3 separate regions of the Homo sapiens genome follow, and regions 1 and 3 are each linked to region 2. The links are chromatin loops, found by intact Hi-C in ENCODE. Cell type or tissue: endothelial cell of umbilical vein. All regions are shown on one strand. Each heading gives the region's core, and the rest is flanking DNA. Links, peaks and the distances in the headings are about the cores only. Region 1 overlaps DOCK4 (dedicator of cytokinesis 4). Region 2 overlaps DOCK4 (dedicator of cytokinesis 4). Region 3 overlaps DOCK4 (dedicator of cytokinesis 4).

What was found. Peaks named below come from ENCODE experiments on the same cell type or tissue, not always from the same donor. Only the 100,000 strongest peaks of a DNase experiment are listed, where the experiment ranks them.
Region 1: a loop joins it to region 2, with 5 times the contacts of the local background. A loop is called at or near these places in 19 of 110 quality-filtered maps.
Region 3: it touches region 2 in a loop (12-fold over the local background); 25 of 110 quality-filtered maps call a loop at or near these places.

The regions. Positions count from the first base shown.
Region 1 is chr7:112,127,451-112,138,604 of GRCh38, reverse strand. All of the region lies in intron 1 of DOCK4 (dedicator of cytokinesis 4), which reads left to right. Among named protein-coding and RNA genes, the nearest start is that of DOCK4, 73 kb to the left of the region's middle. RefSeq lists an enhancer at 10,124-10,759. In endothelial cell of umbilical vein, for the core only: no CTCF peak of the experiment used is centred there; DNase peaks (open chromatin) are centred at 6,154, 7,494 and 8,444; H3K27ac peaks cover 1,993 bases.
Region 2 is chr7:112,187,670-112,198,823 of GRCh38, reverse strand. The region is part of intron 1 of DOCK4 (dedicator of cytokinesis 4); the gene reads left to right. Among named protein-coding and RNA genes, the nearest start is that of DOCK4, 13 kb to the left of the region's middle. In endothelial cell of umbilical vein, for the core only: no CTCF peak of the experiment used is centred there; a DNase peak (open chromatin) is centred at 6,343; H3K27ac peaks cover 4,655 bases.
Region 3 is chr7:111,954,681-111,965,834 of GRCh38, reverse strand. The region is part of intron 8 of DOCK4 (dedicator of cytokinesis 4); the gene reads left to right. Among named protein-coding and RNA genes, the nearest start is that of DOCK4-AS1, 150 kb to the right of the region's middle. RefSeq lists enhancers at 1,439-2,221, 2,222-3,006. In endothelial cell of umbilical vein, for the core only: no CTCF peak of the experiment used is centred there; a DNase peak (open chromatin) is centred at 6,654; H3K27ac peaks cover 787 bases.

The sequences.
Region 1 (11,154 bases), core at 4,037-9,036, 61 kb after region 2:
TGACTTCCTGGAATTGGGAACTGCCCTTGCCTTCTTCCTGTATGCTATTCTGTCATTTTGGTATTCATACTTCGTCTCAACATGTGCTGCCTGAATATGTAAATTGTAAAAATTTCTTCTGCAAATACTTTCTTGGCCATTCTTCTTCATCTGTATCTGAGAGACTGTAACCTAGGCTCTATAAGTAGAGAAAGCCTATCAAAAGTAAGGGCAGTAATTGTCCTCCCATACCATATGTATGCCAAACCAGTGAGAGCATATTGTGTCCATTTTCCAACAAAATACTTCAGTAGCCAGGTGTGACAAAATAGTAAGTACTTTACAGTTTAACAGTGATAATTAAGAGTTTTCCTAAAAACTATAGTCAAGGTGACACAACTAAAGGGACCAATAAGGATGTACTGAAAAGATAGTAAAATCATTGTCTTTAGAGTAAAAGGGAAATAACAGAATAGGAGGTTTGAAGGGAGCCAGGAGAACTGACAAAACATTTTTTAGGAGGGTGTTGACAAATTGGAGTGGACCCAGAAGTAGACAAAAGTTTTAGCAAGTATGTCATATGGGAGATGATTGTAGAGAAGAAATTATTTAATCTAGAGGTGGATGATGATGATGATTGATTATGATCATGGCTAACATTTACTGAATGTTGACTGTGTGCTAAGCACTATGCAAATACTTTATGTGTATTATCCAGTGTAATGCACACACAGAAAGCCTATGAAGCAAGTATTATTGTTAGCCCTGTTTTACAGATGAGAAAACTAAAATTATAAAGAGGTGTGAGTCAGGTCAAGGTCACTGAGCTAGTAAATGGAAGACTGTTGCTGGGCTGAGGAGTGTATGGCTGCAGAACCTTGGCTTGGTATCTCTACTTTTGAGGACATTTCTCAAATATGGAAAAGAGATTAGCCATTGAGGAAGGGTTAGGCCAACCTTATGTAAAATATTATCTTACTATGTTTTATTGCATCTGAGATACCACTGGCTATAAAATGAGTCATTATTTTATTTGCCTTTCAGAAAAATTGCTGCCTATTAAAGTTATAATGCAGAATTGATGGTAAGCCTCCCTCTGATTTTATAGTTGTTGAAATGGGTAAAAAGCATGTCTTAGAATAGATGGAAAAATGTTGTCCTGTGTGTGATCTCGGACCAAAGGACCAAACTACAAGGGAGATTTTAGCTCAAAGAAATGCTTTGCAACCTCTCAAGCTGTGGAGAAATGTAACCTCCTCTGACAGAGGCCTTGACGCATAGCAGGAGCTCGCTGTGAGGTTCCCTGTTGTGCAGGTGCTGAGACTGGCTGGAGGAACTCTCTGGGATGATGTAGAGGGATTTATTCAATTGAGTAGAAGGTGAAATAAATTATCTTCTAGAATCCTTCCAAAACTTTTAATGAAATATAGCATACAGGCATCACATAAGCTATGATAAAAAAATTATTTAAATGTGGTTGGCAGTTATTTGTACCAATTATCTATAGCAATATGTATGACTCAATACCTTTTCTTTCTTGCTGTCTTCTCTCTCTTTTTCTCTTTTGGCATTCTAAACGTGGTTGGTAGTTTCCCATTTTTTCCTCAGGTAAAGTTCAGATTTTTTGGCTCAGTATTGGAGGCACTCTGCCTTTTCACCCAACCCATCTTCCCCACCTTTTTGCCTCTCTCCCAAATTCCATAGCTGAATACCATTTTGCTTTCCCATTGAAAATAAATGAGATATCATAAATAAAAGCTCCTAGCACAGTGCTGGCATACATACTAGCCTTCTGGAAAATGTCAGCCCTCTCTCTCTCTCTTTTCATTTTTCAAATTATCCATCAGTCTCTGCTTTCAAAATCATATTCATCCTTCAAGACCCAATTTAAATGTGGTCTGTTTCCAAAAAGCCCTGCCTGATCACATAAACTAGAGGTAATTTCTGCCCCTTCCTGAATCCTAGTGTGTTTTGTTTATGCCAGCCTGATAGTAGTTACAACATTTGACCTTGAACTCCAGTTATTTGTATCCAGTCTTTTGTCTTCCGCCTAAGTATAAATTCTGAGGGTGGACACAATTCTGTTTGCCACATCATCCCCCAGCAAAGGGCTTGACACATAGGTGTTACGCATGTGTGAGGGAGCGAGTGAATTATGGCATTTTGTAGCAGATTTATCTTCTCGTAATTGTCTGGATTAAGGTAATAAAAATTATTTTGTGTTCCCTAAGTGCATCATACTTGTCTGTGGGAGTGGGAATTCTGGCATGATGTTAGGCTGAGTGATTTACAAGCTACTCTGGGATTGCAAATGTGAGATCAACCACAGAGAGAAAAATCTACAAGATAATGGCTTTATGTGTGTTGCTAGTCCTTCATAGTTTCTATGTTTCTTTTGATATTAAAACATATTAGCTATAAAATGAAACCGGTTTCATTCTTTTTGTTTTTATTGTCTTCAGAGCTTTGAAATTTTACAAGCTATTGATTTGGGTTATAAGCCACACTGAGGCCAAAACTTCTGAGAGGGTATTTAATTTTCACTGCATCTTTGGAAATTGGCCCAAATAATTCCCCTTTCAACCCATGGCACTGGTGTATGACACAGGAAAAATCTGATTAGCTCTTGATGGTTGCCAAATACTTGGTTTTCTCAGCTTGGCTGAAGATTTAGATTATCATTTGGGGCAGGTGGCCTGGAATTAGGAAGAATGTGGAAGGAAATCAATAAGGGTTGGTTTCTCTTATTATTTTCTGTTGGCCTTTCAGATATTCCACCAGGAAAGCAACAAAATTCAATTTTTTATCATTAAACTTCGGGGTAATTTGTACTGGTTCAATTTTTTTTTTTTGGTGAGAGGACTGATAACAATTTTATGGAACTCTTGGAAAAAAGAAATAGAAAAAGCTATTGGTTACCTTTTTTTTTTCTTCAAAGTTTCTGGTGTTTGAATTTCTATTCTAGATGGTATTTAATTCCTTGCACAGCAGTCTACAGGCAGCTTAATCAAGGCGGCAGGATAGTCAAGTGGATGTAATACTGAATGCTTGGATTGATGGCTTTCTGTTGATTAAAGGAGATAGATTATATAGCTAATAAGAATTTGCTTTAGGGAATAAAATTTAATAAATAAGTTAGACTATAATTGGGTATTGGAATAAATTTATCATGTCTTATGTAGTCTTTCCATTCAGAAAATATTTTTTTTTCTCAAGTACCTACAGTGTGTATGGTACTGCATCAGGGAAGTATAATGAGAAGAAGTAAGAATAGATAGATGCTTAGTTTTGACAAAAACATAAGACTAAAAAGGTAAAGCGTAAATATATTAATGAAAAGCTATTTATTTCCATGGTTTTAACTATTTTAAAATGACTTAAAATTCAATCTATATTTATCAATAAGCCTTAATCATATTTACTTGAAAAATATACCAACTTTCAATTTAGTAATATAAAAGAATTAAAGAGCCACAATCAGATAATTATGTCTCAGTTAAAACAAATTATGCCTTAAGGCAAAATTAAACTAAGGATTTAGAAATAGTAAATTATACAGAAAGGACTTTATTGATTAAACAAAAAATTGTGGGGTTTTTTTTGGTGTATACATATATATACACACACACACACATATATGTTTTAATGGTGAAATAAATTTTATAGCAATCATAGGTGAATACTGGTTAAGGAAATTACTGAAGTAAATGTGTTTTATTATGATGTATTATTTTTATTCTGAGAAATGGAATATGCCTCATTGAAGCATAGCGTTTTCTTATTAAATAGGATAATGCATTGTGGCACTTTGAAACCCACCTTGATATACTTATAATTTTAGAATCCACTTCCTTATTTTTCTGGTCTTAGATATTTTATTAAGTTTGTTTGTTTCTTTCTTTCTTTATTTGAGATGGAGTCTCGCTCTGTCGCCCAGGCTGGAGTGCAGTGGCGCAATCTCAGCTCACTGCAAGCTCTGCCTTCCGGGTTCACGCCATTCTCCTGCCTCAGCCTCCTGAGTAGCTGGGACTTGCCTGTCACCACACCTAGCTGATTTTTTTTGTATTTTTAGTAGAGACGGCGTTACACCATGTTAGCCCGCATGGTCTCGATCTCCTGACCTTGTGTTCCGCCCGCCTTGGCCTCCCAAAGTGCTGGGATTACAGGCGTGAGCCACCGTGCCCAGCCATTAAGTTTACACTTTTAGAGTTATTTAAAGACATAAGTAAAAACACTTTTTATACCTTCCACAGTTTATTGGGTCAACCTGCCATATTGAAATCAGATGCTTGTGGAAGAGATTGAGATGTATAGGGTTTTTGATGGTTTGGCATAGGGTGTTTACCTCTCGCAAGCTGTTGGTGTCACTGCTGGCTTTCCGAGCCTCAGGGAGGAAGAGTGTTGCTATTGTAGTGAAAGCTCCACCCTGTTTGTTAATCTGTCTTAACTCTATAAATTATGGACTCTGAGACTTAGTCTAATTACAATTGAAACGATTCTGAAGCATTGTAATGCAGTGAAGTATTCAAAGTAATATGAACATTGCATTTACATTTTTCTAAATGTCAAATTGACATCATTCTGGCCTCCTACCATGGCACAAGTTTTACCAAATAATAGCTAATCTGACAACATGTGGTACACTCCAGTATTTTGTTTTCCATTCTATTTCATTCCATCCCACTCCATTCCATTCCAGTCTGTTAAAAAAAAATTATTTCACAAACCATTTGAGGAAGCCTTAATGTGAGATAACTCACAGTTTGAGAAACACTGGTTCACTTAATAACCACCTACCTGTATACAGCACTCTTCCAAAGAAGCAGTCTTTGTCCTTTATAACCGTACATCCAAAGAGCCATTTTATTTTTTAATTTTTAAAATTTTCTATTTACGTATTTTTTTTGAGACAGGGTCTCACTTTGGCACCCAGACTAGAGTTTAGTGGTGCCATCTCGGCTCACTGTAACCTTGACCTCCCAGGTTCAAGCAATCTTCCTGCCTCAGCCCTCAAGTAGCGAGGACTACAGGTGCACGCCACCATGCCCGGCTATTTTAGGAGAGACGGGTGTCACCATGTCCCCCAGGCTAGTCTCAAACTCCTTAGTTCAAGTGATACACCCGCCTCGGCCTGCCAAAGTGCTGGGATTACAGGCATGAGCTGCCATACCTGGGCCAAGCAGCCTTTTTATAGCATACTTTTTTTCATTCAGGCAAAGAGGTGTAAAATCAAAGAGCCTAAATAAAAGATTAAGCAGGAAAGTGTGCTCATTTATATGAAAAAGCTCATAATAAGAACATTTGTGGAGTGGAACAGTAAATTCTCTCTCGATCAGCCCTGGACTCTATTTTGGTTTCTCTCTGGCTAGGAAGAACTATCCCTGCAAAATGTTTCTGCATTTGAAGGTCTCAGAAGCTCCCGCAGGCACCCACATGGCCTCCATCAGTATAGCCTGTCACCTCTCCTCAAAACACTAGAGAGATGCGGTATGACCTGTATCCCTATTCTGGGATTTGGGTTGGAATGAAGACCTAGAAGTCTCAGAAGGACTTCAATATTAGAGAAGTAGAAAATTCTTGTGGAATTTAGAGGCAGTTGGTCATCCTGGAATTTGAGATTCTAAATTTTAAGAGCCCTGAATACCAGTCTCTGGATTCATCCATTTCACTTCTGTCCATTGTCAGTTGAAATTCAGGAGTGACACTTAGAATTCCTGACAAAGAGTAAAGACTGGCCTGTAGGAGCTTCCTTGCTTAATGAATCCTGCAGCGAAAGTGGGTCTGTCAAGCTGTGGGCCAGGTGCCCAAGTAGAAGTTTAAACCAGGAGTAAATTCTGTAAGGCCAGAGAGTATTCTGCCCATCCTTTAATAACCTTTTTGCATGTGTCCCATGTTCCCTCCTACTTTCTGTATTGGATACTTTCAATATCCAATAACCAAGGATATTGAATGGAGGTGAAATAGCAAGACCAAAGGCCTTTCCCCACCTCCCCCCGCCCCTTTTTTCTATTAAAGCATTTGCTTAACTGCCTTGCTTGTGTGTATGCATGCCTGGTCTCTATATAGCTTCCTGTTTTAAGGTCCTTTCAGGGCAGGCATGCCATCAATCTTTGTGTTGTTTCTAGATATCATCTCTGTGTGAATGTTGTTGATGCTATTTTTAACATTGCATCCTTTGTGTGAGCTGCCACAAGGCTGGGATGACCAAATGTCCTGTTTTTATCCCAGATTTTTCCTGGTTAATTTCCACTCTTTTGTTTGTGATACCTAGACATCCTTTTGAGATGGCAAAAGGATTCGTTTCTGCTTCATTAACTGTGATGAACCTAAATTCAAGCAGAACTGTGCCTTTGAAACAGTGTGACTTAAACCTCTTCAGCAATCCCTGTAGTTAAGACTAAGCAACCACAGAGAAAATGTCCTCCGGCTCTAAAGTAGGGGGCCAGTTTACATGGATTTATGAGATCCTATCAAAGTGAGAAGTAACCTTTGTGGCAGTCCACTGTTTTCCTAATGGTCTAAGGGCTGCCAAACTCCCACCCCATGCTCGTTTCATCCTTGCCTTCAATGCAGATATTAATAAATCTGCCCGAAATGAGATTTTTGAAAGCCTTTCAGGCTCACAATGATGATGCTTGTATGAAGGGATCCCTTTTTTCTTCTGTCTGACTTAGTCTTCTGCCTCCAGACCCTGCATATTTTCCCTGTAGGACACTGGCGTCTTTCTAGGGATAGAATTTAAAAGCATCTCCTCCTCCCCCCATACCAATAGTTCAGTTTGAAACCATGAAGTGTGTTACAACCCCACTTTGTGCTTTTCCCTTCCTCCTTTTTTGTGTCATTAGTGTTCATGTCTGTCTCTCCTATTACATCTTTAAGGGCAGAGACTATGCCATATGATTTTTTTTTCTCTTTCTCATTAGCTGACATGATTTTTGGTTCATTATAGGCACCTGATAAATATGTTGTAACAAAAAAAGTGAATAAATAATGTATGTATCACATTTTAGCTGTTTCCTGCATTGTACAATGCATGCATACATTCACTCTATCTTTGATTCATTTAGTCAAAAAACATTTATTGAGAGGTATTGTCTTTGGGGCTGGGGATATGAGGAGAAATAAGACATGGGCACCCTTAAGGAGCCCATGGTTTATTGTATGAGAAAATAGTTGGTTTCCTCTCTCCTTGTCCTATAAAACCAAGGGCAACTAAGTTTCACATACGGGTGAAGGATCTACCCTGGAGTTTTTGTGTTGGCATCCCCGTATCCTGGCTGAATTGCTTGCCTCCTTTTGCCCTTCCCAGGTACACAGGGAATCACATGGCTGCATATACTTGACACTGTAGTCACCATGGAGTGATTTATTAGTTATGGGCCACAGCGCTTTTAAAACAATCTCAAGTGCTGAATGGAGAGCTGATCTCATCTAGTGAGCAGCATGTATCTCATGCTGTGAGTTTTAGATTATTTCAAAGAACAGAAGACCCCTCAAAAACTACAAGAAGCAGGATCACATTTGTTAGTTTTAAGACATATTTATGGCATACGGCCGGCCATTTCCTTTATGTCACGTAGGTTTTCACTATTATCAGCCTCCGTATTTCTATGCCAACTTGACCATTGTGAGAAATGACCCTATTTATTGTCTAAAATACTGGAAGTCAAATGGATTTATTTTTGGTAACTTTTACTGAGGTAATGACTTGACATAAAATAAAGACTCTGTTCCAGAGACTGTGAATTACTGCCCACGCAAATTCAACTTTGCAATGCCATTAATATTTTACTGCCACAGTGAACAAAGTTGTTAAATTTAAGTCAAGAATTATTGGTTCCTTTTGGTAGGACGCGTCTGTATTTTTACTCAGCCTCTGTACATTTTATTTTTCCCCACATTTACTAACTTAAAACATGACCTACGTTTATTTTGAGAGTGTAGACCAGCATTGAGAAGGCACATACTCAGAGCGTATTTTTTTCTGATTCAACCTGCTCTTGAGATTCCTTTATAATTTGTGTATTATTTAGAGTAGTGATTTTGATATCCATCATCACTAGCTTAATTTTACTTGCTTTACATAGAATCCCTGCTTTGCTTAGACAGAAAAAACAACTGACAAAAGCATCACATTATTATACTTATTGGGAGAACCATGACATCTTGTTTATGTTAACTAGCAAAAGACATTCATGTGAGGAAGAGAAATATAATGTAGGCATCTTAAAATATAAAGAGAAGTGTTAAGAGACTCCCTGTCATTGGTGAGCATAGTGGGTGTCTATCTTTGAGCTTTGAGAGTTACCACCTGTCAGATGGCACCAGGGACTTTTTGGACCTGGTACCCACTTCATTCCAGGCTCATATTGGCTCTCCCCAACGGGTACCTGTACTGTCACACAGCCCCCGTCCTCATCCTGTAGTGCTCCAAGACTGGGATGCTGTCCAGGCCTGCAGCTTCCTGGATTGCTCTTTCCTTCCAGGTTTGCCAGGTGACCTCTTACCCAACATTCAAACTCGGCTCAAATTTCCCTGAATGCGGGAAGCCTCCCCTGACCTTTCCAGGCAGAGTTAAAAGTGGCTCCGTGTCTAGATGTGTTCAAGGCCCTGTTCATTTGGATCAGGAATCCCAAGGACTTGTCACTGGGGGAATGGCTTTACTGAAAGCCCAAGATTATGGATATGTTAATGCATTTGCTTCTTCATTTTATCCCACTATAAAAGGTGTGACAGAGGATTGCATTTTGAGTTTGGTGGCATGAGATCTAGTCTCTGTTCTGCTGCTAGGGTGAGTAACTTGGGGGAAATGACAACCCCATAAAAGGAGGAATGTTGTCCTCCTCTGCTGTTTATAGATTTCTACATATGAATGAGCTAAAAAGCTGCTTGGGATCTTTTGTTTTTTCTTTTACTTACATTTGAAATAATTATAATTATAGACTCACAAGAGTCTACTTCCACATGAAGAAATTTTATGTACCCTTCACTCAGCTCCCTTAATGGTGACATCTTATACAGTTATATCAAAACCAATTTATTAAAATTGGTACATTGTTGTTAAGTTAGACTATATGGCTTGTTCAGTTTTAATCATTTTGTACACACACTAATGTGTGTGTGTGTGTAGTTCATTGCAATTTAGTCTCACGTATGGTATATGTAACGACCACAATAATCAGGATACAGAATTGTTCCATCAAACAAAAGATCTTCCCTTATGCTGCCCCTTTATAGGTGTACCCATCCCTCCACTGTTCCCTGGCCACTAATAAATACTTGTTTGTTCTCCATCTCTTTAATTTTGTCATTTCCAGAATGTTATATAAATGGAATTATACTATATATAACCTTTTGAGATAATGCCTTGGGATCCATTCAAGTTGTTATAAATAGTTCACTCCTTTTTATTGCTGAATAGTATCCCATAGTATGCACCAGAGCTTATTTAACCATTCACCCATTGAAGGACATTTGGGTTGTTTGCAGTTTGGGACTGTAAAAATAAAGCTGCTAAGAACATTCATGTACAGATTTTTTTGTGAGCACCTAAGTGTTTACTTCTCTGGGATAAACACCCAAGAGTGTAGCTATTAGGTTATGTAAGTGCATGTTTAGTTTTATAAGCAACACCCAACCTGCTTTCCGCAGTGACTATCTATTCTACATTTTCACCAGCAGTATATGAGAGGGATCAGTTTTTTTTAATTTTTTATTGATCATTCTTGGGTGTTTCTCGCAGAGGGGGATTTGGCAGGGTCATAGGACAATAGTGGAGGGAAGGTCAGCAGATAAACAAGTGAACAAAGGTCTCTGGTTTTCCCAGGCAGAGGACCCTGCGGCCTTCCGCAGTGTTTGTGTCCCTGGGTACTTGAGATTAGGGAGTGGTGATGACTCTTAACGAGCATGCTGCCTTCAAGCATCTGTTTAACAAAGCACATCTTGCACCGCCCTTAATCCATTTAACCCTGAGTGGACAGAGGACATGTTTCAGAGAGCACAGGGTTGGGGGTAAGGTCACAGATAACAGGATCCCAAGGCAGAAGAATTTCTCTTAGTACAGAACAAAATGAAGTCTCCCATGTCTACTTCTTTCTACACAGACACGGCAACCATCCGATTTCTCAATCTTTTCCCCACCTTTCCCCCCTTTCTATTCCACAAAGCCGCCATTGTCATCCTGGCCCGTTCTCAATGAGCTGTTGGGCACACCTCCCAGACGGGGTGGTGGCCTGGCAGAGGGGCTCCTCACTTCCCAGTAGGGGCGGCCGGGCAGAGGCGCCCCTCACCTCCCGGACGGGGCGGCTGGCCGGGCAGGGGGCTGACCCCCCCCACCTCCCTCCCGGACGGGGCGGCTGGCCGGGCAGAGGGGCTGAGAGGGATCAGTTTTTAAGGGGAGAGTAATTTAACACTGAGAAGGTCATCTGGTTACAGAACTTAGAATCTTTTAGGATTGGGGAAGGAGAGTACTGGAATCTACCCTTGCCAGAAGATATTAAGAGACTCTTTAAATTGTGTGTTTGTGGTACTGTTTGTCTAACTGAATGTTGTTTTAAGTAAATGAGGCATAAGCTTAGGCTGCCCTCCACCCTCACCCCCGACAGAGTCTCGCTCTGTTGCCCAGGCTGGAGTGCAGTGGCACAATCTTGGCTCACTGCAACCTCTGCCTCCCGGGTTCAAGCAATTCTCCTGCCTCAGCCTCTTGAGTAGCTGGAATTACAGGTGTGCACCACCATGCCCGACTAATTTTTGTATTTTTAGTAGAGATGGGGTTTTACCCTGTAGGCCAGGCTAGTCTCAAACTCTTGACCTCATGATCCACCCACCTTGGCCTCCCAAAGTGCAGGGATTACAGGTGCTAGCCGCCGCACCCAGCCAAGCTTAGGCTTTCTTTACAAAGCACACATACTCATTGGTGATGTAGTATTGGTTTACTTTGTTGTTGTTGTTTTTATTTTTATTTTTATTTTTTTGCTATAAAAATTTAACATTTTATTAAATGAATTTAATTTTTAAGCAAATTCTATGAATGTTCTTCAAAATAAAGAAGTTTTTTTTTATTATTATTATACTTTAAGTTTTAGGGTACATGTGCACAATGTGCAGGTTAGTTACATATGTATACATGTGCCATGCTGGTGTGCTGCACCCATTAACTTGTCATTTAGCATTAGG
Region 2 (11,154 bases), core at 3,650-8,649:
TTAAATGACAAAAGAAGAGTAAATATAGACTATGATTAGAGCTACATAAAATGTGTAGCCTATAGAGAAGAGGCAGTCGATGCACAGATGAGAACAATTTTTTTGTTAGAATATATAGATTATCAGTAAGTTCTTTTTTAAAAAATCTGTTTGGAAATATGAGCAGTATTGAATTTTAAATTACACATTGTTATTTATGAAGGAAGAGGTGGCATAAAAATGAGTAAAGAGAGGCACTGCAGTAACTGAGGTGAGAGATAAGTCCATGAATCAGGTTAGCAGTCATTGTCATGGTGAAGTGTGGATAGATCTGAGAGATATTTAGGAAATGAAAGCAACAGGTTTGGTCATCAGATATGAGGAGTTAAAGTAAGGAAGGAGTTTAGGATGTTGTCTTAGCTCAGGATACTATAACAAATATAGACTGGATAGTTTAAACAAAAGAAATTTGTTTCTCACAGTTCCGCAGGCTAGGAAGTCCAAGATCAAGGTGTTGGCTGAGTCAGTTCCTGGTGAGGGCCTTCTTCCTGGTTTGCAGGTGGACATCTTCTTGCTGTATCTTCACGTGGGTAGGGGGAAGGGGTCATGGGGAGGAAAGGAAGCAAGCTTTCTCTCATCTCTTCTTATAAGGTCACGAATCCCATCATGAAGGCTCCCCCTCATGGCCTAATTACCTCCCCAAGTCCCCCATCTCCAAATACCATCACATTGAGGATTACAGTTTCAATATGTGAATTTTGGGGGCATATAAACGTGATTTATAGCAGATGTCTTCCTGTTTTTGGCTTGGGTGCCTGGATGAATACAGGTGCCATTCAACAAAAGAACCAACTTTTTTTTTTTTTTTTTTTTTCTAGGCAGGTCAGGCTTATGTAAGATGAAGATTTTTGTTTGGCCACCTTGAGTTTGAGATACCTGCAATTTTTGAGATACCTGCAAAACATTCAGGTGATGAGGTCTAGTAGAAAGTGAGTCTGCACCAAAAAAGAGAAGTTCTGTGCTGAAGAGTGTGATTAAAGATTATTTGGCTTAGGAGTGAAGGCTGAAGTAATGAGTCTAAATGAGACTTCGCTAATTGCTTTGACTTTGATTATGTATAGTCTGCCTGTTCATTCTAAGTTTTAACATGACAGACCCCAAATTTCAAACAGCAGTCATCTCGAGGCATTTTATTAATATGGGTACAAAGGATTCTCAAGTAAGAAATATTAGCTGTCCATTTAGAGTTGGTCGTAAACTACATTTTACAGTCTTTTCTTGCTTCCCTCTAGGGCGTTGCCTAGCTAAGGCATTAGTTATTTCTATGTCTGTGACAGTCTTCTCCCAAACAAATATTTCATGCCAGATTGTGCACGTTTGTGAGATTTCCCAGTAAGGATGTTGAAAAACAGAGTGCACGAATAATATTTCAATGAACAAGATTTATACATCCCTGAAACAGCATTTAAGAACACGCACCCATCTAAAAATGGAAAAATGCTTCAATATATAAAGCAATAGATTTGTACATACAGTTTTTTTTTTTTTTGGTAAATATATAATACCTCTTAGGAACCACAAGAATTCTTAAAGTTATACTATGGCACTCCTGAAAAATAAGTGACTTAAAGGAAGGAATTCTAGCTTATGATGGCACTAGGTTCCCTTCCCCTCATGTAGGCTCTCCTAACTAATCAGTGAAATAACAATAAATTCACAGAAAGAGGCAAACATTAATAATACTGAAAACTAAGTCTGACAGAACGTCTGTTGGCAAAATTCACGTGAAATTTCCCTAAGGCAGGTGGAACTGGTTGAAGAAAACCAATGTTTTCTTGGTTTTCAGTGGTACGGCGTGGTGATTATAGTTAACAATAATGTATACTTGAAATTTGCTAAGAGAATAGATTTAAGTATTCTCACTACAGGAAAAAAAGGGAACTGTGTGAGGTGCTAGATAGTTAATTAGTTTGATTGTGGTAATCATTTCACAATGTATGTGTGTATATTTAAGGTGATATCAACATCAGTTTGTACAACTTAAATATATACAATTTGTATTAGTTAACAATACCTCAATAAAGCTGGATTAAAAAGAGAAAAAAACCTATTGGTGGCTTCTTTTGGCTTTCCCTTATTAAACAGAGAGGCCTCAATGACTGGAAAGATGACAGGAAGACCCATTGCCCCTTCCCCACTCTCTGTCACCAGCTTAGAGACCAGGTCAATACATCCAACTTGGAGCACGCCATTTACTGCCGGAAGCATCTGTAATCCTTCTCTTTTCACCCCATCTTTTTAATTCTGTTGAGAGATGACCACTCTCAGAAACGAGCAGGACAGGAAGGTGGGTAGGTGGGTGGAAAGGGGTCTATAGAAGATGCCACTTCACCATTGAGAAGTGTACTGTGGTCTTCATAAGGACAGTGATTTTGTAGTTGCTTTGAAAGTATTGCAATAACAAAGCTTACTGGATAGTGTAGTTTTTCTGGCAGGGTATTGGTGACAGAGAAGGAGGTAGGGGGATAAGAGATGATTTCATCTGAATTGCCCTAAAACCGTGGTACATGGTATATAATAACTTACAACTGGGAACCTGGCTTGGAGCTGTACACATCAACTAGCCTTGAACGCAGATCTGAAAGTGGAATTGAACCCATACCTTTATTTTTAGCTCAGTCCTTCGCGTTGTAGAGAGGTTCGAGATCCAGGTTGCCTTAATCAGTGATCACATTTGCATCTCTATGGAAGCGGGAAGGCAACTAAATCTGGACAGGCATCTGTCACTTAGCAATGAACGAAAACATGGCTGTTTCTCAAGAAAACGGGAGAGTGAGGAAGAGGGGAGAGCATGACATTTACATGGGAGGCTTTTGGAAACTACTAACACATGTGTATTTGTTCTCCTCCCCCATTTGTGCCCCCTCGTGGGAGGGTGGTTGGTGAGAACCCTTCTGGATATGAAATTTGTAAGTTTTCCTGGTTGAATTTGCTAACAACTTATCTCCCAAGTTGTGAAACATTTTCCTAAACCAAGAAATTTGCTGTTTATTAGACTATCAATTGGACATTAACCAAAAATTTCTCCCTGAAGTCTTTAAGCAGAAACGTGGAGATTTGGTTCTATGTCTTATTTTTTTTTTTCTCCAAAATGGAATAATCTCATCCGTTGTTGGCAACCAGAAGTAGGCAGGTTTGGGAACGTGGGGATGCATGTACATAAGGCAACCGAAAATAGCCCCAACCGAGATCCTGGATGAAACATTATTCACTTTGTGGGGAGAGGAGAGAACCTGTTCTCCATTCTCCTCTGGTAGCCAAAGTTGGTTGAGGAGCTTGTAAAGCTGCCTTGATAACAGGCTCAGGGGTTAGCCAGGGTCTCAAAGAAATACGAAAACCCAAAACATCAACAGGCAGTTCTATAAAGAATGAAGAGAGAAGAAACCTCTGAGGTTTTCTCCAGTAGTCTGGATGAAAAACATTAAGATCTGAGGATTCCTAAAAAATTGCACACATAGTAAAGGTTTGCCCCTTCTCCAGTTTGTTTGCTAGTTTGTTTATTTTTTGAGATGGAGTCTCATTCTGTTGCCCAGGCTGGAGTGCAGTGGCACAATTTTGGCTCACTACAACCTCTGCTTCCCAGGTTCAGGTGATTCTCCTGTCTCAGCCTCCCGAGTAGCTGGGATTATAGGTGCCCACCACTGTGCCCAGCAAAGTTTTGTATTTTTAGTAGAGATGGGGTTTCACCATGTTGACCAGGCTGGTCTCGAACTCCTGACCTCAGGTGATCTGCCCACCTTGGCCTCCCAAAGGGATGGAATTACATGCGTGAGCCACTGCGCCCAGCCTCCAGTTTGTTTTTTTAGGAGAACTATATTTGTATTAATTGTATGTAAAATCTCCATTAATACTCTCATCCATAGTTATAGAAATTGATTCAGAAGACTAAATATTTATGTTCTTTGCCCCAGGTTAGGCAATATCATGTATACACTATGTAGAAATTATTGTAATGAGTTTTAAAATGGGAAAATACTTATCAGAGGTGAAGAATTGGCATACACATTACCTGTAATGTTCTTACAACCAATTATTATAATTGAGGAGATGGCTTATTTTTAATTTCATACTTTCTAGTAATTTCTTAAATTAGCATACATTTCTTTTATAATCAGAAAATCATTATGTAAGTTCTTCTATAAGCCAAACATTATTTCCTTTGTGAGGTTTCCTTTCAGGATTAGAGGTTGGACTGGTAGAAGTTGAGTCTGGACAGCCTGAATTTAGTTTGTCATTTATGTGCAGAAAGTACTGTGTTTCAAAATTTTAAAGTAGCTTTCCTTGTTATATGAGTTTGACTGCCTGTGATGTCACTGCTGTGTTCATTTTCCAGTATCCACAGTGAAGATGTGTTTTCATATAGCTGTGGGGTCTAAGCCTTTGAAAGGGAGCTCTAATTGCTCTTTTAATTTGTTGAAACAGCTTCAGATGAATTCACCTAAGGTAAAAATTCTGCTCTCTCCATGAAATGTTTGCTTAGAAGACTGATGTTGGTGTCACTGCTCACTTTTCCTTTGTTCTATAAACTCTGTCCTGTTGGACTATGGACCCAGGGATAATTTGTGCAGGACAGACCTTTCAACATAGAGAGTCAACAATTTGAAGAGGTTTTATTTAGCAATTACAGAATAATAGGAATAATTGCTTATTTATGGGTGCTATAAACTGAATGTTTGTATTCCTTCAAAATTCATATGTTGAAGCCCTAACTCCCAATATGGATATATATGGAGTAAGGAGGTTACTAAGATTAAATGAGGTCATAAGGGTGGGGCCCTGATCTGACAGGATTTGTGTCTTTATAAGAAGAGATCCTGGAGAGCTCACATGCTCTCTTCATAGGTAGCATGAGAAAGGGCCATGTGAGGGTGCAGCAAGAAGGTGGCAGTCTGCAAGCCAGGAAGAGAGTCCTCACCAGGAACTAGTCCTGCCAAACCTTGATTTGGGACTTCCATGCTTTAGAACACCGAGCCTGTGGTACTTTATATGGCAGCCCAAGCAGAAGGGTTAAAGACATTTTAGGGATTGTAGGAAGAGGGATATAAAAAAAGTAGAAGCAGGATCCTCAACCTCAGTGTAATCAATGTAGTTAGTGTTGGCTCTCTCTGTGATTTGAGATCTGACTCTGCAGGCCCACCTCTGGAGGCACAGACTTAATTGAGCTAGAATTTTTTTTTTTTTTTTTTAAGGCATGGTCTGGCTCTGTCGCTCAGGCTGGAATGCAGTGGTGTGATCATGGCTCACTGCAGCCTTGATCTCTCAGGCTGAAGTGATCCTCCTGCCTCAGCCTTCTCAGTAGTTGGGACTATAGGCATGCACCACCACACCTGGCTATTTTTATTTTCATTTTTTGTAGAAACAGGGTCTCACTATTTTGCTCAGGCTGGTCTTGAACTCCTGGGCTCAAGTGATCCTCCTGCCTTAGCCTCTCAAAGTGCTAGGATTACAAGTATAAACGACTGCACCCATTTGAGTTAGATTTTTTGATGGTAGATATCGACTAGTAACTCCAGGTATCTGTTTATTTGAATAATGGCATTTTTGCAAAGTTGCTCACATTGTCTTGAGTTGTCACATCACTTTGGGTGCCTTCAAAGCAACCAAAAGAGGTAGAGTCTTCAGATGCTTCATTTCTTTTTGCTACAGTTTTTTATAAAAACCTAGGGTGACAGGTTTAATCATATAGGTTAGCATTTTTAAAAAGTAGATGGAAGTTTTATTATATGAAACTTTGGTTGGGGCATTGGGTTAGGAGTACTTTGTTTTTGAAAGTCCTGGCTGTTGAATATCAGGTCCCTGAAGAGAATGAAGCAATATTTGGAGGAATTTCTTTTCTTTTTCTACTATCCTTAAGTATGTGTTTCCTGAGAGTAGCTAGTACCTTCCTCTAAAGATTTACTTGTTGCATTTTTTTTTCTTAGTGACAAGCATAAGGGCATATTTTACGACATGTTGGTAGAAAAACTTCTGTTGGATGATTATTTATGGTATATGCCTATGATGTATAAGGCAATATGCTAGCTTGATAAGCATCCAAAGAGATATAGAACTGGATGACTGGACAAGTGAAGGAGCTAGAAATGTTTCATAGTTTTATCTCATTTACTTTGAACAACATTTCTTCAAGATAGATGTTACCCTGATTTTGTTTTTAAATACACAGTAAGGGAGTACATAAAGTATCACAGATAAATCAGTGTGAAAGTTAAGACAGATATTTCCCCTTCAAGCTTTAAAATGAAGATAAGGACTTGGGATGGTGATGATATTATTCACTTGTGCACCTGAAGAAACAGCCCTGAGGAGGAAAGAGTGTCTCATATCCTGGAAGACTCAGAACTTCTACAAAAGAATAGAAGTTTCATATTGAGATACTTCCCATAGGAGTGAGTCACCGGCTGCTAAGATCGCCCAAGATAAACAGCTGAGTGGAATCACATTTTAAATATCTGGAAAACCTTCTTCCTCTTCCTTTTGGGTAATTTCCACCTCCTCCCCCTCCCCTCCCCCTTGTCCCCTCTTATTCCTGTCACCTGACCGATGTTAAGTATCTTGGAAAATGGTTTATCTTTTTTTGTGTGTGATTCCTTCTAAGACTGGGCAGAGGAAGAAAGATGGATTTAGGATCGATTCTTCTCCTTCAAGAGATTTTGGGAAGGATAAATAGAAACTATAGTATATAATTATATATAAATGCACACTATATATATACACACACACAAGCACAAACACTGTATATATACTATATTTAAATTATACTATGTTTAAGTTATATACTATATAATATATAATATTTAAGTATACTTATATATAATTATAATATATATTATATAAGTATATATAGTATGTAATGTTATATAGTATATAATTTAAACATATCCATATTTAAATTACAGAAAAATAAGAGTGGGCAGGCAGAGGAAAACCCAGCTTTAGGATGAATGCTTACCAAGGGCTGGGCCTGTGTGATTGGCCCTGTGCACATACTCCAGCCTTACAGCAGACCTAGAGAGGGCCAGTAATTTGTTGCAGGGGACCCACCTGTGAAGGGCTGAGATTCAGGCACTCATCTGTCCCAGCCTGAAGCATGTGGTCCCTTCATGGTATCACACCTTTGTACATACGACTTAGGGCCAGAATCTGGAGGCACAGCCCCAGGCTTTGGGGTTCTATGGGCAGTGCTGAAGAAATTGCTCACTATACTTTATTTTTTAAATAAGATACTAGTGTTAATACCAGTATTATGTGAAATAAGTCCCCACGTTGTCTTTTTACTCTAGCATTGGTCTGTGGTAGTGATGGTCAGTCAGTATGCTGACTGCTGGTGGGTGGGGGTGTGGGGCACAGTGGTGACAGAGGAGCCACTAGGTGCCTCAGGAGATGGGGATGGGTACTAGAGGGGTGGGGAGAAATAGGGAAATGGGAGCCAAGGACCAAACAGTGCTGAGTGACGTGAAGGGAATAAATGTGTGCGTCTTTGAGTGAGGATGGACCAGAAGCAGGGAGGAACCCTGGAGTGAAAATAAAATTCATGGCTGGCGTGATGGCTCACACTTGTCCCAGCTACTTGGGAGGCGGAGGCAGGAGGGTTGCTTGAGCCCTGGAGTTTGAGGCTGCAGTGAGCTGTGATCCCACCTGTGACTAGCTACTGCACTCTAGCCTGGGCAACATAATGAGGCCCTGCCTCAAACAAATAAACTAAACAAAACAAGAAACCTGCAGTAACAGGGATGCCTAGAAGGTAGGGGGCTAGAAAAAAGGGAGGATTCCCATTCATTGGAGGAGCAAGAGAAACCCTGAGCTCTGAGGCTTGTGGTTCTGATACTGGAAGCCCTTGCTCTGCTGGGACCTGGGGCTTCACATTCTGCTTCATCTATGCTCAGAGAAGCCCTGTCCTACCTGTCCAAGGAGTTGGTATGCTCCTTGGTGTGCTTAATAGGTACCTCTTTGGTCTGAATTACTGCTGTAGTCTTCTAATCTTTCTCCTTTTCTGCATTCTCCTTTCTCTAGTACATGCTTTGGACTTAAGCCACAAGTGACCTTTTTCATAAAGCAAATTTGTTGATGTAGTTCACTTGTAAAAAACAAAATCTTTAATTTTTTTTTTTTGTTTTTGCAGTCAGGATAGAGTTCAAAGTCATTTTATGGTACACAAGTTCCCTCCTAAATCGGCCCCTGTCTGCAATCTCATCCCGTGCTGGGCAATTCTTTCTCTCATACGCTGTCCTCCATCCTATGGAACCACTGGCTCCTCAGAGATGCCAGGCTACTTGAGGACTGTTGCCTCTGCAACTGCTGAAATGCTTCCTGGGCTGACCATCCACCTCCTGCTTCTTTACCTGGAAAACCTAACTGCAATGTCTGTTCTTTGAGAGTGTCTGTCTCTTTCTACTCCTCCTGGTAGAGTACTGCTCTACCTCTGTTCCTGCTCTGTGCCCTGCAGCTGCCTCTCTCAGGGCCTTTGCTGCTGCTGTTTTGAAACTGTCCGACTTTGCTACAGTGTAGGGAAGCCCTTGAGGCCAGAGATGCTGTGTGGTTCAGCTTTGATTTCTCTAGAGGGTAACACAGAGCTAACCTGTAGTAAGTTCAGTAAGTGTTGAATCAATGAATGAATGGGTTCCTTGGATGAGGGAGAAAGCCCAAAGCTCAGCGTGTTGTAGTTATTTGTTACATTTATATACAAGGTTGTCCAGGATGTATAATCCAGGCTTTGTTGAGTGGATGAGGGTATCCTGACTGGGGCCTGGCAACCCCCCGACATCCACAGAGGAAAACAAGTGTTTGTGAGAGAAGTGATAGAATTTGTCAAAAGTATATGAAATTAGTTACATAAAATCTGAAACATACATTGTGGTTCTGTTTGTCCTGTGACTATGTAAAATTGCCATTGAAAAAACCCAGAAAGCCGGGTGTGGTGACTCATGCCCGTAATCCCAGCACTTTGAGAGGCTGAAGCGGGTGGATTGCTTGCGCCCAGGAGTTTGAGACCAGTCTGGGCAATATAGAGACCCTATCTCAAAAAAAAAAAAAAAAAAAAACAAAACCCAGACAGAGAATAAAAACAAGAAGGCTAGGCTGCTATGTCATGAAGAAACCTACCACCAACCGCTGAATTTCAGTGAAGATAGGACTGTATTATTTTTATTGTATCCTCTGCTCTTAGTATAACATTTGCTACATAATAAATTGTAACATATAGTGAAAATGTACATGTTATTTGAGTCAGTGTGTGTAGGTATAAATTTTTAATAGGGTATTTACACCTGAAGTCTTTACAACACCATGTGACTGCTAGACTCCGTTTAAATGCCAGAAGATACTCAGATACATCTGCTTGTCATATCCTCTGGCCACCATGTAATGGTCAGTTGTAGAAAATCTTCGGTCAGTACTGGATCTTAGGCATTTTTACTGCTTCCTGCAAGTTTGGGGTGCTTTTCCAACCTTTTAGTGATTGCATTTTGTAACAAAAATTTCCCACCACAGTTTTTTTTTTTTCCAGAATAAGAGTATCTTGAGATAGCAAGGCAAGCTGTTATCAAAAGACAGAAACAAAACTCCTACCAAATATGCAATTAGCCATTGGTGAGAAACAGCATTTTCACTCCACAGCATAACCAACACAAAATATAGAAATATATGGCATGCTGAAGAAATAGACTACAATTGTTATTTATAGCTTCCCATTCCAAATTTTTGTTTTCATTAGAATAGGCTTATTCACTAGAACATTGTGTTGGCAGTGATCTGTCACACACTTGTATGGTATGCTCTGCATATGGTGGCTGGATTTTGGGATGTCTCAGCTGGGAAGAAGGATACCCTCTTTCTCATTTGCAGTGGTGTGACATGGGCTACCAGGAACCCTCGTCATTGTTCTTACTGACTTGATACTGAGAAAATATAAATTCAGAAAGATAAAATAAGTTTAGTAGGATAAAATGCTGCTTTTATATGATGAGGGTGTATATGAGCATTTATTTGAACAACAACAACACCCTTTACTGTGAAAACCAAGGTTTGAAAACCACTGACTTAAAATGAGGCTGGAGTATTGCATGTAAATTCTGTTACAACAAGGTTTGAAGTTACTACCTAGATTTTCCTAATGAGCTGACATGCTTCTACTTTAAGTGGTGGTAGGGAAATCTTCTGGGTTGGGGGGTATGAATTGTCATGGAATTATTGCGTGTTCCAGACACGTATGCCATGCAGCACAGTTTGCACCACTGATGTAATAAAGCTCTTCATATCTGAAAAACATTTGTTTGATATCATCATTCTAAAGTACCTAGTTGAAAGGGTTAACTCCAGTTTATCTTATGAAAGAGGCCAGGATTCTAATTTTGGTTCTTTCACAACTGTATGAACTCAGGCAAAGCATTTATCTTCTTAGGGCCTCAGCTGTGAAAGGATAGTTTGATGAGGTGATTTCCAAGTTACCTTGAAATTATAGAATTCATTGTAAGTTCGAGAGTCTCTTGGGCACTCTGACTAGATGTCATTGGAACTGTCTGAAGTATTCTGTATCTGAAATGTTTTGGTTTGTGTTCAAGTAACTGAAGGTGAAGTGTATGAGATATTTACTGTTTGTGCTGGTCTCTTCTACCAGACAGTATACTATGTTTGCAGCATTATGTGTTATCTTGAAGCCCTTGGGCAATTCCCTATAGTACTTGGTTCTGTTAATTTTGGTAAGTATTTGATAAATATTGTATAAAACCACTCTACTTCCCTAAGTCTTTCTGTCCTTAACAGGGAATTGCCAGAGCTATTAAGTTATTTAAATAAATTAACTAAACCCTATATTCAATTTTTGAGTCACATGGTACCAATTCAAAGAAAACATTGGTTAAAGGGGTCATATTTGGAAATAACTTATTTTTTCTGAAAGTCTTCTTTTCTTTTTCAGTTGTGAAAAAAAGGGATGAAAATATAATATTGCACTTAGCTGTCAAATGGAAAATAATCATTTTAGATCTCATTCTACATCCAAATTATAGCACTCACTGACCATACTGTGCAAAATTGGTCAGATTCCATCGACTGGTTGCATTTACTCCACTAATTGGAAAAAATTATGACTATTAATCATTGTGACACAAGGCAGAATGT
Region 3 (11,154 bases), core at 4,177-9,176, 230 kb after region 2:
TCTTTTACATTTGCTGAGGAGAGCTTTACTTCCAACTATGTGGTCAATTTTGGAATAGGTGTGGTGTGGTGCTGAAAAAAATGTATATTCTGTTGATTTGGGGTGGAGAGTTCTGTAGATGTCTATTAGGTCTGCTTGGTGCAGAGCTGAGTTCAATTCCTGGGTATCCTTGTTGACTTTCTGTCTTGTTGATCTGTCTAATGTTGACAGTGGGGTGTTAAAGTCTCCCATTATTAATGTGTGGGAGTCTAAGTCTCTTTGTAGGTCACTGAAGACTTGCTTTATGAATCTGGGTGCTCCTGTATTGGGTGCATAAATATTTAGGATAGTTAGCTCCTCTTGTTGAATTGATCCCTTTACCATTATGTAATGGCCTTCTTTGTCTCTTTTGATCTTTGTTGGTTTAAAGTCTGTTTTATCCGAGACTAGGATTGCAACCCCTGCCTTTTTTTGTTTTCCATTGGCTTGGTAGATCTTCCTCCATCCTTTTATTTTGAGCCTATGTGTGTCTCTGCACGTGAGATGGGTTTCCTGAATACAGCACACTGATGGGTCTTGACTCTTTATCCAACTTGCCAGTCTGTGTCTTTTAATTGCAGAATTTAGTCCATTTATATTTAAAGTTAATATTGTTATGTGTGAATTTGATCCTGTCATTATGATGTTAGCTGGTGATTTTGCTCATTAGTTGATGCAGTTTCTTCCTAGTCTTGATGGTCTTTACAGTTTGGCATGATTTTGCAGCGGCTGGTACCGGTTGTTCCTTTCCATGTTTAGCGCTTCCTTCAGGAGCTCTTTTAGGGCAGGCCTGGTGGTGACAAAATCTCTCAGCATTTGCTTGTCTATAAAGTATTTTATTTCTCCTTCACTTATGAAGCTTAGTTTGGCTGGATATGAAATTCTGGGTTGAAAATTCTTTTCTTTAAGAACGTTGAATATTGGCCCCCACTCTCTTCTGGCTTGTAGGGTTTCTGCCGAGAGATCCGCTGTTAGTCTGATGGGCTTTCCTTTGAGGGTAACCCGACCTTTCTCTCTGGCTGCCCTTAACATTTTTTCCTTCATTTCAACTTTGGTGAATCTGACAATTATGTGTCTTGGAGTTGCTCTTCTCGAGGAGTATCTTTGTGGCGTTCTCTGTATTTCCTGAATCTGAACGTTGGCCTGCCTTGCTAGATTGGGGAAGTTCTCCTTGATAATATCCTGCAGAGTGTTTTCCAACTTGGTTCCATTCTCCCCATCACTTTCAGGTACACCAATCAGATGTAGATTTGGTCTTTTCACATAGTCCCATATTTCTTGGAGGCTTTGCTCATTTCTTTTTATTCTTTTTTCTCTAAACTTCCCTTCTCACTTCATTTCATTCATTTCATCTTCCATTGCTGATACCCTTTCTTCCAGTTGATCGCATCGGCTCCTGAGGCTTCTGCATTCTTCACGTAGTTCTCGAGCCTTGGTTTTCAGCTCCATCAGCTCCTTTAAGCACTTCTCTGTATTGGTTATTCTAGTTATACATTCTTCTAAATTTTTTTCAAAGTTTTCAACTTCTTTGCCTTTGGTTTGAATGTCCTCCCGTAGCTCAGAGTAATTTGATCGTCTGAAGCCTTCTCTCAGCTCGTCAAAATCATTCTCCATCCAGCTTTGTTCTGTTGCTGGTGAGGAACTGCTTTCCTTTGGAGGAGGAGAGGCGCTCTGCGTTTTAGAGTTTCCAGTTTTTCTGTTCTGTTTTTTTCCCCATCTTTGTGGTTTTATCTACTTTTGGTCTTTGATGATGGTGATGTACAGATGGGTTTTCGGTGTAGATGTCCTTTCTGGTTGTTAGTTTTCCTTCTAACAGACAGGACCCTCAGCTGCAGGTCTGTTGGAATACCCTGCCGTGTGAGGTGTCAGTGTGCCCCTGCTGGGGGGTGCCTCCCAGTTAGGCTGCTCGGGGGTCAGGGGTCAGGGACCCACTTGAGGAGGCAGTCTGCCGGTTCTCAGATCTCCAGCTGCGTGCTGGGAGAACCACTGCTCTCTTCAAAGCTGTCAGACAGGGACACTTAAGTCTGCAGAGGTTACTGCTGTCTTTTTGTTTGTCTGTGCCCTGCCCCCAGAGGTGGAGCCTACAGAGGCAGGCAGGCCTCCTTGAGCTGTGGTGGGCTCCACCCAGTTCGAGCTTCCCGGCTGCTTTGTTTACCTAAGCAAGCCTGGGCAATGGCGGGTGCCCCTCCCCCAGCCTCGTTGCCGCCTTGCAGTTTGATCTCAGACTGCTGTGCTAGCAATCAGCGAGATTCCGTGGGCGTAGGACCCTCTGAGCCAGGTGTGGGATATAGTCTCGTGGTGCGCCGTTTCTTAAGCCGGTCTGAAAAGCGCAATATTCGGGTGGGAGTGACCCGATTTTCCAGGTGCGTCAGTCACCCCTTTCTTTGACTCAGAAAGGGAACTCCCTGACCCCTTGCGCTTCCCAGGTGAGGCAATGCCTCGCCCTGCTTAGGCTCGCGCACGGTGCGCACACACACTGGCCTGCGCCCACTGTCTGGCACTCCCTAGTGAGATGAACCCGGTACCTCAGATGGAAATGCAGAAATCACCTGTCTTCTGCGTCGCTCACGCTGGGAGCTGTAGTCCGGAGCTGTTCCTATTCGGCCATCTTGGCTCCTCCTCCTAGACAGTAAATTTTTATGGACCAGTGAAAACAAAGCTGTTTACTGGTTGACTACCTCCCTTATAACTTTTCATTACTTTGTTTACTGATGTACTCTAGGGCTTCATCGGTTAAAGTTGTAAATTTGTCTTGGGACTAATCTATTAACGTATTGCATTCTCATCAGAGAATATATTTCATATGACCTGAGTACCACCAGTTGGTACTCAGCTGGCATAGGGCTGCTCATGCATGTGAGCTGCTGGCGTGGGCCTTTATTTGAGAAAATAGCACCAGGGTAGTACTTCTGGAAAAAGTGTTATCCCGATGATTAAATACAAAAAGTCTTAATTAAGTACAGATGAGGTTTCCTGTCTGCTTGTAACTTATTCACATACTTTTCTAGGTATTTTTCCTAACATCACTTCATTAAACTCCATTTTTCTTGAAATACTTCATTTCCATATAAATTTTGTATTGCCTACAATTACCTTCTATTTGATATATCATTCCATTCTATCATTTAAGAAAAAGAAAGTAATGAATGCAATTGGTGAGGTAAAGATTTTTTTAAATATGGAAATATGGATTCATACTGAATTCCGAAATACATCTGGATATCTCTTCACCCCCAAGACACATACCTTTGTGTGTCTTGTGTACCGCACGGTAATCGAAGTGGCCAGATTCTGGAGTCAGCTGGCAAGAGTTCAAGTCCTGGCTTTGTCATTTAGTAGCTACATCAGTTTTGGGAAGTTAATTCATGTCTCTCAAGGCTGTTAACTTGTCTGATAAGTAGAGATAATAATAGTACTTTCCCCATGGGGTTATTGGAGGATTAAATTTAGTGTAATACTTTCTACCTGATAATTGGTCAGTAAATCTTAGTTATTAGAATGATTATTTTTAAAAACCAGTACAGGAAATACACCTAACCTAACCAGAAATAATATGTGTTGATTGCTCTTGAAGCCTTAAAGAAATATGTTCCAAGCAACTGTTTATTTTTTTAGGTATATGGTATTATAGTTATGTAATATTTAGAGAGACCTACTAGTAAAAGGTAAAATGGAATCAGAGGTGTGATTTGCTTTAAAATACTTCCGCAATGGAAGAACAAAGAGAAAGAAAAAGCAAAAAGGAGAAAATATGACAAAATATGTGAAGAAAATATGACAAAATTTCTTGGTTATGAATTCCCTGTGATAGGTATATGAGCTCTTGGTTGAACTTCTAGCATATAGTATATATAGTTAATGAATTACCTGCTTAAAATTTATTAATGTTTTCATACTGTATGTAGGCCATAAAGCAATGAGAAAAGACATTTTTTTCCAATGTCTTTAAAGAACATTGGATTGGTTTAGTCACTAGCCCCATAGATGATGGTCTGAATTCCATTCTGCCTAGAATAAAAATACTCGTTACATGAACTGACAGTTACGTTTTTCATAATGTACTTGACAAAACTTAAGAGGAATGTTTTCTTAATGGTCTAGGACATTGAGTGTTATATCACACATACGTTATAATAATATTCCCCTTGAAGCACGAGCCTTGATTCAGACTTAAAATAGGCAGCTTTTAGAAGATTAATAAAGATTCTGTGAGAGAAAATACCTTGTATGCTTAAATCCTTAAAGGATTTTTGCCTTACAGGCAAAATCAGTGCCACCTTCCTGGAAATTCTAAATAAGTATAGGTTTATCCTCCCAAAGGTGAGGGAATTCCAGTTGTAAGAATGCACATCACCTCTACCCATTCACTAGTTCATTCACTCACTATGAAAGCATGGTAAGAGTAAGTGAAGTGTTGTGTGCCAGCTGTCCGAGACCCTTTGAGTGTTTGTAGAGGTTTAAAGTTGAATCCTGAAGCAACGGCAGAAGGGATCCAGACACAAGTGAAGGAATCTACTTTGAAAAAGAGGAAGGACACTTCTTTTATTAATGCGGAAGATGAAGGAAGTGAAATGGGTGTAAAATGCTGAGATGGAATCAAGAGACTTTGGGTTTGTGGCCTTGATCTTTTTTAAGTAAAGGGGGAAACAAGATCAGCTGCCATTGGAGAGCAAAAGAGAGGACAGAGGGAGCTGAGGACTGAAAGTGAGTTGTAGGAGGAAGGCAAGCAGACGTGGAGCAAACGTGTGATAGGGATCCAGCAATCCAACCCCCGTGCATGCATCTAAAGAAATGAAACCAGTGTGTGCAAGAGATATCTGCACTTCCATGTTGACTGCAGCACTATTGACAATAGCTAAGATATGGAGTCAACATAAGTGTCCATCAACAGATGAATGGATAAAGAAAATGTGGTATATATACACTTTGGAATACTATTCAGCCTTAAAAAGAAGGAAACTCTGTCATTTTGGACAACATGGATGTACCTGGAGGACATTATGTTAAGTGAAATAAGCCAGGCACAGAGAGACAAAGAGTGCATGATCTCACTGCATGTGGAGTGTAAAAAAGTTGAACTCATAGTGGAGAGAAGAAGGGGGATTACTAGGGATTAGGGGAGGGAATTTTGGAAAAGAAGGATACAAAATTTCAGTTAGGAGGAATAAGTCCAAGACAGCTATTGTACAACATGGTGGTTATGGTTAATAGCAATGTATTATATACTTGCACATTGCTAAGAGAGTAGATTTTAAGTGTTTTCATCACCAAAAAAAAAAAAAAAAAAAAAAAAGCACATGAGGTAAAGCACGTGTTTTACCTCATGGTAGGTTAGCTTGATTTATCCATTCCACAATGTATACGTATTTCAAAACAACATGTTTTATTTAGAATTGATAAATATATACAATTTTTATTTATAAATTCTTTTTTCTTTTCTTTTTTTTTTTTTTAAGACAGAGCCTCGCTCTGTTGCCCAGGCTGGAGTGCAGTGGCGCGATCTCGGCTCACTGCAACCTCTGCCTCCCGGGTTCAAGCGATTCTCCTGCCTCAGCCTCCAAGTAGCTGGGACTACCGGCATATGCCACCACGCCCTGCTAATTTTTTGTATTTTTAGTAGAGACGGGGTTTCACTGTGTTAGCCAGGATTGTCTCCATCTCCTGACCTCGTGATCCTCCCACCTCAGCCTCCGAAAGTGCTAGGATAACAGGCGTGAGCCACTGCACCCAGGCCATTTATTTATCAATTCTAAATAAATAAATAAGTAAAATGTTAAAAATATATAAATAATTAAGTGTAAAAAAGAAAAGTGTAATAGGGAGTGAGTGAGGGCTCATAGAATTGCTGAGTGCAGTGATGGCCGCACCAATGGGAGACGTCTGAAATTGCTAGTGCATCCAGACTCCCAGGTTAGCTTTTGCTGGATGTGCTTAGCAAATAGGGATCAGAAGCAGGTGGTAAGTTTGGAGACTGAAACATCATAGGTGGAAAAGAATGAGAAAATTGAGAATTCTGTGTCACAAGGAAAATCTAAGAAGTTACCATCATAGCTTCCAATGGGTGAGGCTGATACAATCTAATAGCCTTTTCAATTTTAAAAGGAAATGAAAGAATTATGCTTCTTTTGAAAAGACTGAGTTGTTAGGAAAATTTTTCAAGAGCTTACAGAAAGAACTGTTAGGGAGAATTGTTATTTGGCCCAGACTAGTAAAAAATGCTAATATTTTTGTGTATGTATGCTAGTGCATAACATAGTTAAGAGAGCAGATATGGCTTTTTCACTCCCTGCACTGTGCTAGTATTTCTCGTCTCATACATCATTTAAAATGTATAGCATGATCGCAGAAGTTCAGCATCTATATTGTTATATAAATTAGGAGCATATATTGTTTTGAACATCAATCATGGGCATAGATCCCTTTTTGTAGCTTCATGTTATAAAATCAGCTCAAAAATGTGACGTCTCCAAAGCAGAGCAGTAATGTAGGGAAAATGTCTGACCGGCCAGACGTGCAGGGAGTACAACTTTGTTTGAGAACAAAAATAGATGGAGACGGCATTCAGACACCCTCCTTGGATTGTGGCAATATCATCTATTCCATATGGCCCAGAGCATTTCCTGCCATGTCTAGACATGCTGGCACAGATTTCTCTGTGGGTGTCTGCCTGCCTGTCAGTGACCCACAGCGACCTTCCCTCGGGCCTCCTGTTGAAAGGCACTCCTGCTTTCTGCCCTCCCTCTTCTCCATCATTTGATTGTTCCAGCAGGTGCATGAAATGTGGGAGTGTTGTCACTTCAGAGTTAATCAGATTTGCGGTTTACTCCCCCTTTGGTCACAATTCTGTGTCACATAAAAAAGAAAATCACAAATAATTGCTTTAGAGATGTTGTTATGTCAATAATGGGAGAGTTTTAAATATGAAATGAGCAAGGAGGAGGATCTAAATTAATACACAACAAGCAAAGAAATGCTTTATTCATACTGAGAGCACCCAGGGTAGAACTGATTCACTTTTTTCTCTGTAGCTTTTTAAGAGCCATACAATTCTAGTTGTTTTCGAAGTTGTAAATTACTGCATCATTATAATGTGTTATTATAATAATAGGTGGCCCGAAATTCCAAGTTGCAGAAAACCAAAAACTCATAGAGTCAGTGTGAACTCAGAACTGACTTTCTCTTTCCCTTTCACTCTAAGCTGTGATTATTCAAGCTACTTGTCTCTTTTTACTTAAATAGTGCAGGATTTTAGAAAGTGACCAGAAGGTCCTCTTACACCTATGCCTGTGTTTTAAAAGATAACCAGATTGATGTTCTTTTCACTAGGATTCGGGTCATCTCTGTCTTTTTTCCTTTGCCCTATGTCTGCTACCCATAAGGTATTCAGAATTATTTAGTTTTCCTAAGTTCCCTACAGGATAAGCTATGGTCACACTTAGCAACCCACCTCACAAGGACTTCTTTGGTATTCAACGCCATTTGTGTTGTAAGATGGTTCAACATTAACAAAGGAATTGTTAATGATGAGTTCTTCTTAGTTCCTTTTCCAAAGATAAGACTTTGCCCACTCATCATCTAGATGTTTTCAGCACCTTGTAGTGCGCCTGACACAGGGTTGGGATTGATGCAGTTAGAGGAAGCTTACAAGTCTTAGATTGTTGTTGAGGCAAAGCATTAAGAGATCATGCTATTATTATCTTAATTTTTGCTATCATCTTTCCACTGCAGTGGGGATGTGCTTATTAAGAAGAGAGAGTACTCAAAGTGTTGAGTGCATCAAAAATGTTTATAGAGTTGTTTCATGTTACACTGTGCTAATAAGAACTGTGCTCTCAGCCCTGTCTCTGGGGAAACATCATTTGCAAACACTGTCATGCTAAAAAAAGTACATAAAAATTGTCAGATAAATGTGTAGCATCTTTCCCTAAGTATTTCCATGTAGAGATTTTTGGACTACAAATTAAATAGAGACTGCATCTTCTTTTTATTTCAGTTGAGCTTTATGAAGTTCACACTGTTCTTGTGGAATTGCTGATGTTCATTCGTTCATTCATTTATTTATTCAGCAAACAATTCTTACTGTCCTTCTCAGGGCCATACACTCATTTGGACACTGGGAACACATCATTGAATAAAACAGGAACAAAAAATTCCTGCCTTCATGCCATTTATTAATATGTTGTAAGACGATTCGAGATTAACAAAGCAATTATCATTGATGCAGTCCTTGTTAGTTCCTTTTCCAAAGATAAAACTTTGCTAGTAGACACAGCTTGTAGTCTACTGATGTTCAAAATACTCAAGCAAGTATTTTTTCCAGGTTGTTTAGTTATATAGTATACCTCTAAGGATTTTACTTGAAATGAACTTTGGGATTTCTAAAGTCTTCTGAACTTGGAGTCATGGCTATCTTTCTTAAATCAACAGTCAGTCAGAATCATTTCCTTAATTCACCAGTTTCTTTATCATCCTTTTGTATGGTGCCCAATATGCAATTTTTATTTTACAAAAGTATTTCACATTTCTTAACAATAAATCAAAATCATTTCCTTATTTCACCAGTTTCTGTATCAGCCCTTTGTATGGTATCCAATATGCGATTTTTATTTCACATGTCTAAAGCAATGGTTCCTAACTTTTTCAGTACCAAAGATTTCTTTTTAGAAGTATATAAACTATAGACTTCAACAGAAAATAATATACCTGTTCTCATAAGCATTAACATTTTCCTATCAGTTAAGCTTTGTAGCTCCCAGGTTAAAAAAGCACCTGATCTTCAAAAAATACAGTTGAATGAGTCATCTAATTAATAAATAGTATTTAATGATGCTTTAGATCATTTTCATTTTTAAAAGTTATAATGAATATAAAGAATCTATCAGTAAGATGTTGTGTCCATCAGTAAAAGCTATTGGAATGGAAATTTGATTTTGGCTTGTAAAGCAAAATGTATCTGAAACAGATCTCAGTCAATTTAGTTTATTTTGCCAAGGTTAAGGGCATGCACCTAGGAGACAGGTCTGTGCCTTTCTCTGAAGATGAGAATATTGAGACTTCATATTTAAAGGGAAAAGGCAGGCTGGAGGGGAAAGAAGAAGGTGGTCACATTACTGAATCCACATGTTGCAAGAGAAAAGAAATAGATAGGGGAATAGTCAATTATGTATTCATCTCACGCTCAGTAAATGAACACTTTACAGACAATAAGGTGAACATAGAGTAACTACCTGTGGAGATATTTAACCTCTTATCTGTAGCTCTCTGCTTAGGAGCAAAAGGAAAGGCAGCTTCTTGCGTGACTCAGCTTTCAGCTTAATCTTCTTCCCTTTGGCAGAGTGAATTGGGGGTCCCAAGTTTTTATTTTCCTTTCACAGACATAATTTCATGAAAAAAAGAAAATCTCTCTAAGATAGTAAATGCATGAACGATTTATTATACTTACTGTTTTTGCAGGGCTTGAATGACATGGATTTTTATACTTATTCTGTGTTTATTTATGGCTTTTCTGCCTTTTTAAGAAACTGCATGCTTCAACTCAGAGTACTTATAAAGAGCTCAGGTTTACTTTACTTTAACTTTCCTTATTATAGACATTCCTAATGAAAAGATGTTAGAAAGGTCAGAATAATTTCTGAATATAGATCAGAGTGATTCTTTTCTCACGAAATGTCAAAGATACAGTGTTTACAATGATCAAATGATATAAATTCCCAGAATGATAAGCAGAACGCATTCTGCCTACATAGAGGCTTTCTCATTTCATGGTCCCTGTTTGTGTTGACCAGATCCTCTCTGTGCCTACTTTTGGTTACTTCTCTAAGGAACTCATTTTTTAGTGAAATTCTTAATGAGTTCTCCAGAGAGAGACTCAAGCAAGTATTTTTCTCAGTTTAGTTATACAGCAGGCCTTTTTCTAAGGATTTTACTTGAAACGAACTTCAAGATTTCTAAGGTCTCAAGTCTTCTGAACTTAAAGTCACAGCTGTTTTTCTTAAATCAACAGTCAGTCAAAATCATTTCTTTAATTCACCAATTGCTTAATCTGGTAACAGCACAGAAGATGTGAAACAGCAGCTGATCTGAACATTATTTATAATTTTAAAGAGTATTATATTCCTTTTTTATTGAATTTTACCTTCCTAAAAACTCTTTCCTAAAATTTTACCTTTCCTAAAAACAGAGATATTTGTTTCAGATATCTTTATTTTTCTGCAAAGACAAATAGCGTGACGGAGAATATTGTACACAATAATCATCCTGACTAGTAAGAAAGAATTGGCTTGTTATTCAAAATTGGCAATGGAATTGGCTATAGTTTAAAAATATGTCTCCTGTTGTGTCATTCAACTAAACCCAAATTCTTTATGTGCCAACAAAGCCATCACATCATTTGGCTGCATAGTCCTCAACACTCAATTATTTGTAAGGTGAATATGGGCTTGAGCATTAATATTTTTAAAAGAAAACATCATCTATCTCCTCTTTAAGTAAACTCTGGAAACAGTTGTATCAGAGATCTTCCTCTTTCCATTTCCCTTTAATCAGAAGAGCTCATGACTCTAACTTTGCTTTAGTTTTAAAATTAGAAAGCACATTAATAATCTTATCTAGGAAGACTTGCTTGAGAAGTTGCTTTCATTTATTGCCAAGGAAAAACTCTGTCATTTGTGTTCTCATGTGGTTGGGAGGAAGAGGGGAAAAGTCTTCGACCCTAAGATACCAGGCGTACATTGCCTGTTTTCTGGTATACATGACTATCATAAAACAGTCAGCAATTCTGATTAATTAAGACTAGGGCTTTTGGGTAAAAACAGTGGTCCTTTAACATGGCTGGGCTTTAAACAAACAGGAAGCTTTTAGGTCCATCCTGACCCAGTCAATCAGGATCTCCAGGGTGGGGCCTGGGCTTTATACAGCTCACCAGGAGAATATTGTACACAATCAGGTTGGTGCGAGGCTCTTTGTATCGGTTCGAACCCTGAGAGCACGCCAACAAACAACACAAGGCAGTGTGGAGCAGTACCCTGTTTTAATGAGCGCCTGGGTGCAGACAGGCCGAGGCCTAAAATGGCATCAGCCCCATGTGAGGACGGGGCAGGGGTTTTATAGCCCTCTGTAAACAGGAAGTGTCCCAGT